Linked DNA regions of Mus musculus: region 2 is linked to region 1. The links are chromatin loops, found by intact Hi-C in ENCODE. Cell type or tissue: heart. All regions are shown on one strand.

Region 1 (8,000 bases):
AATGCAAGTTAGTAGTCAGACAATCAAACCCATGGTTATGTTAGATATAAGTCTAATTAATTACAATAAGATGTTTTCAAAGTTGAACAGATAGTAAATAGCTAGAAACAAATCAGGTATACTATAGATAGATGGTTTTCAAAAACCTCAGAGATCCACAGAAATCACATTTAAGGATGTTTTATTAACAAAAGGCATTTTGACAATGCCTGGCAGCACCCCATTCTACTTCAAGGAAGATGATGAGCATCAAAGAGCATCCATATGGAATTTGCAAGCTAGGCACTAGGCAAGAAACTGCTGACAGTATGCTGTCCAAACTAGATAAATGAGACACAGGGAAGTAGACTGCCAAGTGTTACCAAGACAGGGTAAGCAGTCCTTCATAACTTGTGCTTCACAGAAAAGTCTGTGGAATATTCTGGGCCAGAAGGCTGAAGATGATGCTCCAACAACACAGAGAAATTTTGGGGGACTGTCCATGCATCCAAGTATGTATGTCATTTCTATAATTTTGGAAGTTTCTTGCCTGCACTTCCTGCATACCTAGGTAATATTTATTCCTTCTCAGGTCTCTGATGGTGTTGAAGACTAGATAGTTATAGTCTCACAATGATTATGATAGATATTGATTTAGGTATAGAACTTTAAACTCAACAAGATAGGATAGATAACAATACTTTCTCCAGGGTTGCCAAATACATATGGACTAAACTTTGCCAATATAATCTTATCAGATAGTTTTCATAACTGTTATTATTGTTTATAATTTATTATGGAAAGAGAAAGAGCCTTGTATAGGACTAAAAGGGGAGGTGTAGGGATCATCTCTTGTGCTCTGTGTAGAAGCATCACCAGTGAATAAAAAGCTGATTGGCTAATGACCCGAGGCAGGATTAGAAGGTAGGATATCTAGTAGATTGGAATTCTGGGATAGAGTCAGTTGGGGGTGACATTCACCCTGAACTCTGAGGAAGATGGCCACATGAACCTGAGGAGAGGTGATAATCAGGTGGCAGAACTTAGAACAAATGTGATAACTGAGTTATGAGTGGGGGAATGGGGAAGTCAAAGCTTTTGGCCTAGGCATTTATTCATATATAATTTTGGGAACTGGAGTGTGGGCGGGAAAGCCTGAAGTTACAGGTTTTACCTCAAAGGACATTTGGAAAGTCCTGAAGGCACTGTGACTATAGCAACCATCTGAGGTGGAAGCTGCCAGGAAGGGTGCTAAACATTCCACAATACTCAGGACAACTCCTCTCAAAAAGGATTGTCTGTCCAGGTGTTAGAGGTGGTGAGCCTGAGAAAGCCTGATCTCCTCATTTAAAATATATCCACTACATTCTTTTCACCTGCAAGCTCATGGCATTAACTTTCCATCACTGTGACAAAGTACTTTAAATTATCAGATTAAAACGGCAAAAACACTTTGGGTGTGTGTGGGGGGAGGTTGCTTCTGGCTTCCATCTATGGTTGGTTGGCTCTGTTGCTTTTGGACCTGTGACCAAGCAGAACAATCATGGCAGGCCTAGTTTCCTTCCACTAAACTACTTCTTAAAGGATCTGCTGCCTCCCAGCAGTGCCATGCTGAAGACCAGGCCATAGCCCACAGGCCTTTGGAGGACATTTGGCTTAGTTACCTTTCTGTTGCTGTACTAAGACACCACGACCAAGACAACTTGGACCAAGACAACTTGAGAGAGTTAGGGTCCATAACTGTGATGGTTTGTATATGCTTGGCCTTGGGAGTGGCACTATTAGGAAGTGTGGCCTTGTTGGAGTAGGTGTGTCACTGTGGGTGTGGGCTTTAAGACCCTCACCCTAACTGCCTGGAAGCCAGTATTCTGCTAGCAGTCTTCAGATGAAGATGTAGACCACTCAGCAACTCCTGTACCATGCCTGTCTGGATGCTGCCATGTTCCCACCTTGATGTTCCCACCTTGATGATAATGGACAGAACTTCTAAAACTATAAGCCAGCTCCAATTAAATGTTGTCCTTATAAGAGTTGCCTTGGTCATGGTCTCTGTTCATAGCAGTAAAACCCTAACTAAGACAATACCCATCATGTCAGGGAGTGTTTCAGCAGGCAGGCAGTCAGGCAGGGGTGGTACTGGATTAGCAGCTGAGAGCTTTTTTTTGTTGTTGTTGTTGTTGTTTTCAAGACAGGGTTTCTCTGTGTAGCCCTGGCTGTCCTGGAACTCACTTTGTAGACCAGGCTGGCCTCGAGCTCAGAAATCTGCCAGCCTCTGCCTCCCGAATGCTGGGATTAAAGGTATGTGCCACTACCACCTGGCGAGAGCTCACATCTTGATCTACAAGCTCCAAAAAGATAGAGCTAACTGGGAATGGCATGGGTTTTGAAACCTCAAAACCTGCCTCTGTTATAGGTCTGAGGTGGTTCGGAGATTCGCCAGTCTGACCATTAGTAAGTTTTAACAAAGAAGCTACTTTCATATACAGACACCAGTTCAACACCCAGATTGGGAACTCCTGAGTGCAGCACAGCCCCCAGCCACCTCAGTGGGGGACTTACACAGGCAAAGAGCACAAAGTCATCTCATGTAAAACAAGCTTTTGTTTACGAAGCAGAAACAGTAGTTTTGTTAAAGTTGTGCAAAACCAGGCAATTTTAAAATCTAACCCATTGGAAGTCCATTTTTGGTTTCTGCTTCTCTCAAGCAGTTTTAAAGTGAGCCATCAATATAATGTTAGCCATCACATCCCCAGTGACACACTTTTCCCAACAAGGTCACACCTCCTAATCCTTCCCAGACAGTTCCACCAACTAGGGGTCATGCTATTCAAGTATATGAGGCTATAGGGGCCAATCTCCTTCAGACCACCACATTTCAGATCTAAACTACAGCATCAGTTTTCAGTGAAAGCAACTCTTTTACCTTTACATCTGGCTTTCTTCCTCCTTACAATCAGGACCCCACCAGCCTCTAGGCAAACCTCATTCTAAGTGTTTCAGGAACTCCTGTTGGTGCTGATATTAAGTCTACAAAGCTCACTTTCTGTGGTGAGGGCATCTGTTTTCCTCCATGCCTCCACAGCCATGCAATTTGCTTAAAGCGCTAGGACTTGGGTGGGAAGCAGCAGCATTCTGCATTCTCATCTTTCAAGTTTTGTGTGCCAGGATCCCTGACCTTAGGCCTCGGAGGTCAGCAGTGACCCTGACTCTGGGTTATCAATGCCACTTGGAACAAAGGCTAACTGTAGCTTTCAATCCCATGTACCCCGTTGTATTTCTTCACTGAGTTTTGTTCTAACATTTAGTTGGTGTGTGTTTGGGGTAAGGGGGGCCACCAATGTTATCTATCTTCACTAGATGGCTATGCACAGCCAATTTCTGATATTTATGACTTTTTTTAAAAAAGATATTTGTCTTTACATAAACATATGCTTACTTGTATATGTGCAAGATGGTATAAAAATCTCTACAGGATTCATTAGCTCCTTAAAACTTCCAATTAAAAACGGACAAAGCACACAAAATGGAGACTGAGACGTGAAAACAAAGAATGAATCGGCACAGAGCAATTCACATCCCAACATACAGTTCCGTGCTGAGCAGTGGACAAAGTACATAGTCAGAGGAAAGGCCGGCTTGGTAAGGAATATAAGCAGAAACAAACAACAAAAGAAAACAAAACACGCACAAACAAAAACTCAACTCTTAACCATCTAGAAAGTTTTTAGGAGAGTGGTGGACTCTGGGGATTTGACCATGATCTTTGTAACCATGAGCAAGCTATTGTAAGCAATTCATTTCAATTTAACATTTACAAATACTGTGACAGATGCTAGAGAAATACAGTTGAATAAAAGAATATCTGATTCAAGGAGCCCACAATTGGAAGCAGCAGGGAGAAACGTAAACAAGTAGGTTTTGATGGTCGGATTCTATTCTGGGGGTTTACATGGGTACGGGGCAATAACTGTTATCAAGTGGTAGCCAGGAGAAGCTGCAAGGACAGTGACATCCAGGGGGAAGACAGGGCGATCAGCAGAAATTCACCTGTGAAAGGTCATTGGGGGTTAGCTGATGGTTACCGCCAGCGGCCAGTTGGCAAGGTCCTCGGGCACCGCAGAGGTTCGGGCTCCCCGCCAGGGGGCGCCGTAGCCCCGGCATCGGCCGGCCGTTACGTTTCCGGGCACCGAGGGCCGAAAGCCGCCATCTCCGGGCGGCCGGCGCGCGCGCCGCCACTGTGGGCCGCTCCGGTCCGTTACCGGGGCAACGGCGGCGCTCCCTCCTTGTGGGCCGCGACCGTCTCTCTCCGCGCCATTTTCAAACCGCGCTCGTGCCGGAGCCATTGGCCGCAGCAGGACGAGCCAGCGGGGACAGCGGGTCCGGAGGGCGATGTACCTCGGGACGGAGCGGCGGTGAGGCGCACCCGGGGGAGGCCGCGGGGGCTGGGCCGGGTCGCGGGGCCTCCGGGGCGGTCCCCACCCCCACCCCCGAGCGAGGGCGGGAGCCCGGGCGCTGCCGGGAGGAAGTGCGGGAGGGCGGCGCGGGGACCGTCCCACAGTCCGTCGGTCCGTCCGTCCGTCCGTGCGGCCCGGGGCCGACCCGAGGAGAACTGCCGTTCCACCCTCCGGCCTGAGCCGGGGAAGGACTGCTTGGCCGCTCCGGCCCGTGCCCTTTGCGGTGCCCGCACTCTGGTGTTGGTTTTTTTAAACGCTACTGTATCCGCAGGTTGCATATTTCTGAGAAAGTAAGAGGTGCCCGCTTTGAGACAACAACGCCCCAGGGTTTAGTGGACAGCTAGTTGTAACTGCGGAACCTACCCTTTTCGGCTGTTTTGATTTAAAGCTTGTGATCTGGAATATAGGGGAAACCCTAATATGTACATATCACCCCCCAGCCTGGAGGACTTTACTTATTATGGCCCATGGTCTTTTGATTCGTATTCTCATTCTGCCTTCATGAAGGATGGAGAAAGATGGTTTCCTGGTACCCGGAGTTGGCAGCTGTCAAGGAGGGGGCATAGTTCTTGGAGTTTGCCCCGCTAATTTATCTTGTCAGATGTTTTTCTTGTGAGCACAGGAGTTTCTGTAAAACACCTCCGGCATCAATCAAGTCCTTTTGTGGAGGGACCTAGAAAGCCCTAGGGGAAGCCTCTAAAAGAAGATCCTAGATTTGTTAACGGGGATAACCAAGAAGAAACACTAATTTAGAAGTAGCCCTGTGGTTGGGGAAGCTATTTTCTTGGGACAGCCTTCTTGGCTTTATGCTTTAAATAGGAACGGTGACATTGGTACTCGATCCCACAATGGGTGTTTGGAGCATCAGGTTTTGCATGTATTCATTTATGTGCACTTATAATTTTTACTAGTGGTGAAGGACATAATTTTTATTTGATTTAGAAACATGAGTTCTATGACTACAATTTTTTGGCAAAGGTTAGAAATGGTCTCTGCATAACTCAATTTTAGGGCAGATTGGTAGAGATAATAAATAATCATAGGTGTTTGAGAAGACAAGTATAACAGCTGGAGGTATTGCCCAGTAAAGAGTGCTCTCCTACCATGTCATAGGCTCAGTGCTTAACCCTGGATACGGTAAACAAACAAGCATAGAAATAGACAAGCATAAAAATGTATACTGAGCTACTTACATGTGTGTTACTTAAAAAAAAAAAAAAAAGGAAGTAAGATTGGGCCTGGTGGTACACATCTGTAGTCCTAGCACTCAAAGGCACAGGCAGAAGAAAAAGATGGGGCTGTCTGGCCAATAATATGAGTTCTAGACCAGTCAGGATGGTATATTTCAAAATAATGAAAAGAACCAATATGGGAGTGAAATTTACACGGTGAAATGCACCTTCAGTGTGCCTTTAAGCACTTTCCATGAATGTCTGTGCCTGGGTAACTTACCCCAGGCAGTCCTCTATCACTTTGGGAAAAAAGATCTATCCTTTCCAGAGACTCTCCAGAGGCCCGTGAAACTGTTTCTAGCCCGCGTAGGATAGCTTGTTCATCCCCTTTCCAGCTCTGTACAGTTACAGGTGAAGCTGCTGGAGTCTCCCTGTGCATATTCCTGTCCGTTTTCTTTTGTAAAGCTGTAGGAATAGAATTATGGTGTTATCAGCTAGGACTGTGTTTCACTTAATAGGAAGCTGTTTGGCTCGTTCCACAGTGGTTTTCTACTCTCTGGGTGGTGTGTGGATTTCTTAAGCTGAGAGTCTTTGCATGTTACGCACCTTTTCATATATTTCCCTCAAGATGCCTTTTGCAAGGTGTCTTTTCAAATGTTTGTACAACTAAAGTTTAGTTTTAATACAATTTTCTAGATCAGTCAGGATGTTATAAGGCCTTTGTCTCAAGACAATGAAAAGAACCAATATGGGAGTGAAATTTACATGGTGAAATGCACAGACCAAATTATCCTTGGGGGGATAATTTGAGACCAGGTCTCACTATGTATCCCTGGGCCTCCGACTTACTGTGTACAGTGTACAGGCTTGTTTCTGCCTCCCAAATTCTGAGATTAGAGTCATGTGCCTCCTACGAGATCTTGCCCCAATTTTCTTATTGGATTGTTGTGTTACTAAGATCCAAGAGTTTATTTTCTATTCAGTATGTAAATATTTTCTTAGATCTTGTGAATATTTTCTAGTACTCTAGTTTTCATTCCCCACTCGCATTCCTCTTTCTTGATGTTTCAGAGCTCGGATCCAGAGCTTCCCAATACTAAGAGAGAACAACCATTAAGCCGCATCCTGACCATGCCTTTACATTTTCCTTACTAGCATGTTTTGATGAGTTGATAGTTTCTACTTTTATGAGGTCCTACTTAGCATGTCTTTCTTTTATGTTTACTGTCACTAAGGGGTGCCCTGTGGGTTGTGGACATAGTCCCCTGTAGGGCACTTGCCTAGAATGAGCAGGATACCTGCCTGCCTGCCAGCTACAGCTCTGTAAGAAAGTGGAATTGCAAGGGTCCCCTGCCTGCCTCTGGAAAACCTTTGTTTCCTTCTAGAATTTTCATTGTTTTAAGTTTTAGATTCAGGTTCATGAAGAACCACATGTTGTAATGTAGCAATATGGAGATCATATGTATTGGATTTAACTAAGTATTAGTACTATAGAGCACTGACGACATTAAAAGAAACCAACGATTCTTTGATGTTAAAGTTATGTTTAACAGCTTGTGTTGATTCTCTCTTTCAGGCCTTTAAGTTGGGAGTGTGACTAAAACTGGTTTTGGAAGCAAGATGACTACAGCTGCAGAGAGAAAGTATATTAACATTCGGAAGAGGTTAGACCAGCTGGGCTACCGCCAGACCCTGTCAGTGGACAGTCTGCCTTTGGTAGAAAAACTTTTCAGGTAAAGATGAAAGTATAGTTATTAATGTGTGTAGTCCTTAATCCACTTACCAAGTTCGTAGCTGACCTTCTTTTCATGGTAATGCAACCAGTGGATTTTGGAGAAGTCCTAAGCTTGCCTGGTCTCTCTTTCATCCTAAGCCTGGTCCTCAAAAGAGGACCTTTGTGGGGCAGGATGCTAGGGGTCGCTATACCCATCGGGCCTTTCCCTGAAGGGAATCACACTCTGAGGTGTCTGATGGAGGTTAGAGGCGCCCTCTCCCGTCTCTGGCTTGTCGTTTGTTGTTATCCTTTCACAGTGGTGAGGACAAACACAGCCTCTGAGTGTGCTGGGCCAGTGCTCTACCATTGAGCGTTACTCCCACGCAACTTCCCCCTTAAATTCTGTCTGCCGAGCTGGCAATTAGTTTCTGCTAGTCTAGAAAGGCACTCTAATGTGGTGTTATTACTCCCATGTGTTGAGTCATGTAATGCTCTGTGAAGTCCGTGTACTCTCAGCCTTGCTGTCTTGCTCACTACTCCTTCTGCCTGTAGCGTGCTCTCCCTTTCTGTTCTTGCACCTTCTCACACTCCGTGCTGTGTAGGACAGGCACAGCATTTTACAATCACCGTGCATCATCCTTGACATCTTGGTTTAGTCTTCCTTGCATTGTAAACTTCATG
Region 2 (8,000 bases), 390 kb after region 1:
GCCTTGTGCATGCTAGTTAAATGGCTACCACTGAATTAGAACTTCAGTCCTTTATTTTTTTTTATTTTATTAGATATTTTCTTTATATACATTTCAAATGCTATCCCGAAAGTTCCCTATAGCCTCCCCCCTGCCCTGCTTCCCTACCAACCTACTCCCACTTCTTGGCCCTGGCATTCCCCTGTACTAGGGCATATAAAATTTGCAATACCAAGGGGCCTCTTTACCCAGTGATGGCCGACTAGGCCATCTGCTACATATGCAGCTAGAGCCACGAGCTCTGGGGGTACTGGTTAGTTCATGTTGTTTCACCTATAGGTTTGCAGACCCCTTCAGCTCCTTGGGTGCTTTCTCTAGCTTCTCCATTGGGGACCCTGTGTTCCATTGACTATGAGCATCCACTTCTGTATTTGCCAGGCACTGGCATAGCCTCACAGGAGACAGCTATACCAGGGTCCCTTCAGCAAAATCCTGCTGGCATATGCAATAGTTTCTGGGTTTGATGTCTGATTATGGGGGCTTCTGTAAGGCAAAAGATACTGTCAATAAGACAAAAAGGCCACCAACAGATTGGGAAAGGATTTTACCAATCCTAAATCTGATAGGGGACTAATATGCAATATATACAAAGAGCTCAAGAAGCTGGACTCCCAGAAATTCAAATAACCCCATTAAAAAATGGGGCTCAGAGCTAAACAAAGAATTCTCACCTGAGGAATACCAAATGGCTGAGAAGCACCTGAAAAAATGTTCAACATCCTTAATCATCAGGAAAATGCAAATCAAAACAACCCTGAGATTCCACCTCACACCAGTCAGAATGGCTAAGATAATTGAGGCAACAGCAGATGCTGGTGAAGATGTGGAGAAAGAGGAACTTGAACTTCAGTCCTTTAAATGATCATAATATGGAATAATGACACAGTACTTTTGACAGACTTTCTGATCTATTATTATTATGTTTACATTTCAAATGTTCCCTTCTCGAGCCTCCCCAGTCCATGTGCCTCCCCTCTGCCTTTAAGAGGGGTTCTCAAAAAAAAAAAAAAAAAAAAAGGAAGGAAAAAAAAAAAGCCGAGCATGGTGGCGCACACCTTTAATCCCAGCACTTGGGAGGCAGAGGCAGGCAGATTTCTGAGTTCGAGGCCAGCCTGGTCTACAAAGTGAGTTCCAGGACAGCCAGGGCTATACAGAGATATACAGAGAAACCCTGTCTCAAAAAACCAAAAAAAAAAAAAAAAAAAAAAAAAAAAGGGGGGTGTTCTCCCCAACTTATTCACCAATCAGAATGTCTAAGATTAAAAACCCAAGTAACAGCAGATGCTGGTGAGGACAGGGAGAAAGAGCAACACTCTTCCATAGCTGGTGGGATTGCAAGCTGGTACAACCAGTTTGGAAATCAATCTGGCTGTTGTTCCTCAGAAAATTGGAAATAGTTCTTCCTGAAGACCCAGTCATACCATCCCTAGGCATATACCCAAAAAGATACTCCACCATATCATGAGGACACATGCTCCATCCACTATGTTCAAAGATACCCAGAAGCTAGAAACAACCCAGATGTCCCTCAATGGAAGAGTAGATACAGAAAATGTATCCATTTACACAATGGAGTACTACTCAGCTATTAAAAATGAGAACTTCGAGAATTTTGCAGACAAATGGATGGAACTAGAAAATATCCTGAGCGAGGTATGTACATCTAGACCCAAGGGGACATACCTGTATGTACTCACTGATGAGTGGATATTAGCCCAAAAGCTCAGAATAACCACAAAACAACTCACAGACCACATGAAGCTTAACAAGAAGGAAGGCCAAAGTGTGGATGCTTCATACCACTTAGAAGGAGAAACAAAATAATCATGGGAGGCAGAGGGAGGGAGGGGCCTGGATGGCAGAGGGAAGGGGGGGTGTGGACCAGGTATTTGAAGAGACAGGAGAGCAGTCCAGAGGGCCAGGAGAATGAATAGTAATATGTAGCAGTTGGGGGTAGAGGGGAACCACTAGAAAGTCCCAGATGATAGGGATGGGAAAGGCTCCCAGGACCCAATGGGGATACCTTAGCTAAAATGCCCAACAGTGGGGAGATAGAACCTGAAGAGACCACCTCCAGTAGATAGACATGGCCCCTAGTTGCGGTCTGCCACCCACCCATCTCAAAAATTTTAACCCAGAATTGTTCCTGTCTAACAGAAACACAGACAAAAATGGAGCAGACTGAAGGAAAGGCCATCCAGAGACTGCCCCACCTTGGGATCCATCCCATCAGCAAACACCAAACCCTGACATTATTGCAGATGCCGAGATGTTCTTGCAGGCAGGAGCCTGGTATGGCTGTCGTTTGAGAGGCTCTGCCAGCACCTAAGACAGATGCAGATACTCAGACTTTCTGATCTTTAAAGAAAAACAAAAACTAGGTCTCCAGTCTCAATTGTCATCCTCAGTTCCTCAGAGAACTTACCACCACTTAGTATATTGTTGTTTATTGTCTATCTCATCTAACTAGGAAATACATAATCCAAGGACACTGGACATCTTATTTACCTCAGCAACTGTAAATTCCTAGTACAGGCATGCACATAGCACTGAGATACTCACTGAATGAATAAAAGTGCAAATTCCCAAAGATGGGGACACAGCACTGGGTGATTTAATAGACGACTGCATGTTCAGCAGCTGGGAAATACACTATAGTTGGGGTCTTGGGTGTTTTGTCAAGGCTCCTTTGGCACTGTTTAAAGGTGGTGGAACGTCTAGGCCAGTGGTTCTCAACCTTCCTAATGCCATGACCCATTAATACAGTTCTTCATGTTGTGGTGACCCCACAGCCACCACCATAGAATTATTTTGTTGCTACTTTCATAACTAAATTTGCTATTGCTATGAATAGTAATTTAAATATCTAATTTGTAACCCCCCTGGCGGGGTCACAGCTGTAGGAGATGGTGCCTAGCGTGAGTGTACTTTTTAAAAACTTGACATTTTGTCTGTGGCTTCTCCAGCTTCTTCCTTCCCAGTAACCATTAGGTGAGCGGCTTAGGGCCACTACGACATGATTTCCATCATGATGAAGCACCTCACTGAGGTTCCAAAGCAACAAAGCCAACCTACTGTGGCTGAAATCTATGAAATCATGACCCAAAAGAAACTCTTTTAAGTTCAGTCTGATGTATCATACTGACCACACATATGACAATCAGCTAGCGTTTCAGCACTTGACTCAGGCAAGAAACAGGAAGTAGATAGGTGGTTTAAAACCTAAGTAGCAACATTAAGAGAACATTAGGTTGAGTCTAGGGGAAGTGAAGGAAGGTTTGGTTCAGGTCTCCCAGGTAGTAAGCAAAGTAAATAAGGTCTCTGGTCTTAGGACTATAGGTCGTTCAAAGAGAGGGGACTTAAGGATCAATACTCAGGAATAGAGAGCCTTGTAGATGGTGTAATCTTGTAGAGGGTGTAGCTGAATGCTAAGACCACTTACATAGTATGCACGGGTCTTCTCCACAAGGAAGTCGAGCCTTGGAAGCAGAATGTGTACTGGCTAGGCTGCAAGAACAGGTTTCCTTAAAGTACATTAAGGAAGGCCTCCAGGACGTAGTTTATTGTATGACATCTACCTAAGTCAATATACTCACCTCAGAACCTGGTCCTTCTCATCTCCTCGGGCTTCCAGCCCACACTGCTCCTGAAACTAGATCTCAAAGGGAGGTTAAACAGTGCCGTTCACTGTATTTTTGTCAGTCCCAGACCTATCTTCACTTCTAGATTTAGTCCCAGGTTCTAATCACCGCTCGTGTCCTAAAATGGCAATCCCGAAGCACCCATGAGCAGCTGTGGCTCTACCTGCCGCCTTCAAGAGCCTCTCTACGGTTCCTTAAATTAGGTACCCCTCCTACCACCCGAAGAACCGGGAGTTTTCTCTCCCAAAGACTGTCGCCCGGCCACAGTCGGAGCACAGGGGTCTCCCCAGAATGCCGGCGGCTTGGGGCTAACAGTTTCGGCGAGCGCCTTCTGAATCTGACCCCTCCTACCTCCAGTCACCTTTGGATTAGGAGTAAGGGCGTCAGGCAAACAAATGTCTTGCCGCAAGACAGAAAAAATTAAAAACCGATTTCTGACGCTAGCTCTGGGACAGACCAGCTCGCGACTCCCGGCCGCCTAGCAACCATCAACTTCCTCCTTCGCCGAGCCAACTTCGAGATCCTCTTCCGGGGCAGAGGTCGCCCTGCTCCTCCCACCCCCCTCCCCCACCTCACCCCCACCTCCTCCAAGATGGCGAGCGGCGGCAGTGGTGGGGTGTCAGTCCCTGCGCTGTGGAGTGAGGTGAACCGTTATGGGCAGAACAGCGACTTCACGCGTGCCCTCAAGACTGTCAACAAGAGTAAGTGTCCCGGCGGCCCGGGTTGTCGGGAGGAGGACATCTCCTGGGTCGAGCGTGCGACCCCTCGGCACAGCGCGGAGGGGGATCGCTGCGTCCTCAGGCTCGGCCCCAAGCCCGGGGGCGGGTCGCTGTCCCACGGCCACCGGCGGCCCGAGCTCGGTCGCTTAAGGCCACGTGTACTTCCCTCTGTCCCCGCGAGACCGGGCGCGAGGGGGAGGGGGGACTTAAAGAGACCATGGCGTCCGGAACCGCTTCCCAAAATGTTTTTCGTGTCGTCTCCGCGGCGGGATTTTGCAAAGATGTCAGATTGACTTTTCTTCGTTCATCTTGAGTGAAGGGATCAGGACAGTGTCATGGAGGAAACTTGTTGACTGGGGCTGGGGCCGGGGAAGGAAACCTGTCTGGACACGTAGCATCCGCTCTGTTGCAGACAAGGTGGAAGCGTTGCAGATTGGAAAGGTGTGAATATCAAGTCGTTATTCATTTCCACGCACAAAGTCTTCCCCGTAGTGTTTAGCCAGAGAGTGAGTGAGTGAGCGTCCCAACATTTAAAATAACGTAAGGAAACTAACCTGCATTTTTAGCCCCCATAAGTTATAATTTCAAATTTTAGTTGCCTTCAGTATGAGATTCCATAAGTTGTTATTCATCACTATGTGCCTGTAATATGGCCGTGCTATATTTTGTACAGTAGATACACCTGTGTGTGTCAGGTTTGGTGATGTAACTATGAAACCCTTCAGCTGTACAAAGCCCCAGTTACATAAAGGCTATCACAGTAATATACACTTTAAACCTTCGGGTTCCTGAGTTCCTATAAAAGTAGTGACAGTGGCCACAGTGCATTAAGGAAGACAGCTACTAATTAGAATTGATGATTGCCAAACTTACTTGAATTCACTTTAGCCCTTCAGTGGGCCTACAACCAATATTTAGTATCGGTATAAAACTCTGTAGCACTTCTTTGATCAGCCAAGACTGTCCCTTCAGCCCTGTCTATTAATTTCTAGAAGTCCCTTCGACGACTCGTAAAGTGAGAATTGGATTCCTGTGGTTGACTAGGAGCGAGGGGAACCATGGTCCTAGTCATTTTGACACTTGACACGCTGTTGGCATAGAGCCGTGGCCGCCTGAGTTCTTTGTATTTCCCTTTGATCTCTTTATGGGAAAGGGAAATTTTGAATATTTCTTTAGAACACTCTAAAGATAAATCATGTCTACATTGTACTTTTTTTTTAACAAAAGATTTATTTATTATTATATCTAAGTACACTGTAGCTGACTTCAGATGCACCAGAAGAGGGCATCAGATCTCATTACGAGTGGTTGTGAGCCACCATGTGGTTGCTGGGATTTGAACTCAGGACCTTCGGAAGAGCAGTCGTTGCTCTTAACCACTGAGCCATCTCTCCAGCCCTACATTGTACTTTTTGTTTGCTTTACAGTGCTGAAGATTAGACTGTGGGCCTCACATTCGTTAGGCAAGCTGGATTCTCGTCTGTATTTAGTAAAAGTGTGCAAGAGGAATGGATTTAGAAATGGCTCTCCTAAACACTGTTCTCTAGTATTGCAGATCAACAAGGATGATGTCACTGCCCTGCACTGTAAAGTAGTTTGCCTTATCCAGAATGGAAGTTTCAAAGAAGCCTTGAATGTCATCAATACTCACACCAAAGTGTTAGCCAAGTAAGTGACTGTTAGTTGCTGTCGTTATTGTTAGTTACTGTCATTGGAAATACTTTGGCCATCGCTATCACCTCGCCCATTGCTCACCTCCCATTGCTCTCTTCTGCGCTTTACCTTTGGCCTGCTTCTCTTTCCTTTTTCGTTGGTCTTTCTGAAGTTGGAAGACAAAGTAGTGATCTTGGTTCCTTTCTGCTGGACTGTTGGAAGAATTTCAGAATTTTATTTTGTTTGTGTTTTTTTTTTTTTCTTTACTTGTTTTCTGTTTTCTTGGGTTTTTCTTGTTTTGCATTTGTGTGTTTGTTTGATCTAATCCTTGCTGGCCTGGAACTCACTATGTAGCGCAAGCTGGTTTTAAACTGTGCAGTCCTGCTTCAGCCTCCTGAATGATGGGATGTGCCACAATTTCCAGAGCTGTCTGTCTGTCTGTCTATTTTTTTTTTTTTTTTTGGTTTTTTGAGACAGGGTTTCTCTGTGTAGCCCTGGCTATCCTGGAACTCACTTTGTAGACCAGGCTGGCCTCGAACTCAGAAATCCGCCTGCCTCTGCCTCCCAACTGCTGGGATTAAAAGTGTGCGCCACCACGCCCAGCTGAGCTGTCTTTCTTTTGAACTGCTAAGAAGGGGGTAAAACATAAAAGAATGCAGAATGTAAATGTGAAACGAGTTACATAAACAATTTATGCTTGTAATCCAGCATGCAAGAGACAGGCAAAATTTCTAGTTTGAAGCTGTCTTGGGCTATGTACTAAATAAGACTCTTGTTTCTAAAGGTGGAGTGGGGGAGCTGGTAATGGTTCCTGGAGGGAGAATCTAGGGAGAAAACAATCATGTATCTATAGACTAGACATGTGTAAGCTAACAGCATATAAACAGCTACCAATAGAGGTCTTTAAGGTGAACTTGACCTAACCTCTGACCCACCGCCATCCATTAATTGTTCAGGCCAAGACCTTTGAGTTGTTCATTTTCAATTATTGATGGCTTTTTAAAAAAATCTCTTTTATCATTTCACAGAACATGAACTTCCTGAATTGCTACTTTTTTACATTTGCTTTGATAAGTTTTTCCTCGGTGGGGATTATAGTCAAAACTTCAAAATTAATTTTAAATATCACTTTAATGTGGGTGAGTTTTAAATCTTGGGGTTTAAATAACTGCTTGCTTGATTGAATCTTTTCCAGTCACTTATAGATACCATATTTTATTTCTAATTATTTTTTTAAATTATTTTCTTCATGAACAAGTTAACAAGTATTGTATATTTTATTAAGTAGATTTAAGAACCTTTCTCCTATGGAGACCTTGTGTCACATCGTCTCCCATCCTAGCCTGAAGCTCCTCAGGAGCTGAGTAAGAGGTTAGCTCTCTGACCTCGGCCTGTTCTTCCCCAGTGCTGAGACAGCAGACATGACCGCCATCCAGCTGTAGGGTGCTGGGTATAGAACCCAGGGCTGCGGAGGTACTAGACAAGCTGAGTTACATCCCCAGTCCCAAGATGTAGCCCGTTTAAGTATTTGGGTTGTCCTTGTAGCTCAGGAAATCTTGTATTGATCTCTTCCATGATTGCCCTATTTGATATTTGTTTCAAAATGCCAGTAGTTTTGTCAGAAGTCATGAAAACAAAGAGCAGATGAGGACATGGATGTAGCGCATTCAGGGATCTCTCCCCCCTCCCCCTCCCCCTTCCCCTCTACCCCTCTCCCTCTCCCTCCCCCTCCTTCTCTCCCTCTCCCTCCCTCCCCCTCCCTCTCTCCCTCCCTCCCCCTCTCCCTCTCTCCTTCTCCCTCCCTCTCTCCCTCTCTCTCCCTCTCTCTCTCTCCCTCCTTCCCTCTCTCCCTCCCTTTTCCCCTCCTTCCCTCTCTCCTTCCCTCCTATCCTTCTTTCTCTCCTACCTAAGTGATTGGGGATGGAAGGGGGATAGAAAGGGTGGGAAA

What was found. Hi-C counts contacts between places; a loop is a spot of excess contacts. Peaks named below come from ENCODE experiments on the same cell type or tissue, not always from the same donor. Only the 100,000 strongest peaks of a DNase experiment are listed, where the experiment ranks them.
Region 2: a loop joins it to region 1, with 2.3 times the contacts of the local background. A loop is called at or near these places in 6 of 42 quality-filtered maps.

The regions. Positions count from the first base shown.
Region 1 is chr5:76,584,534-76,592,533 of GRCm38, forward strand. It overlaps Cep135 (centrosomal protein 135), which reads left to right and starts at 4,166. Exons shown (of 26, transcript NM_199032.3): 1 at 4,166-4,391; 2 at 7,182-7,338. The coding sequence starts at 7,226. In heart, a CTCF peak has its summit at 4,118 (motif pointing right); a DNase peak (open chromatin) is centred at 4,218; H3K4me3 peaks cover 1,581 bases; H3K27ac peaks cover 1,294 bases.
Region 2 is chr5:76,970,452-76,978,451 of GRCm38, forward strand. It overlaps Srp72 (signal recognition particle 72), which reads left to right and starts at 4,250. Exons shown (of 19, transcript NM_025691.1): 1 at 4,250-4,381; 2 at 5,947-6,067. The coding sequence starts at 4,273. In heart, no CTCF peak of the experiment used is centred here; DNase peaks (open chromatin) are centred at 4,300 and 4,400; H3K4me3 peaks cover 2,398 bases; H3K27ac peaks cover 1,552 bases.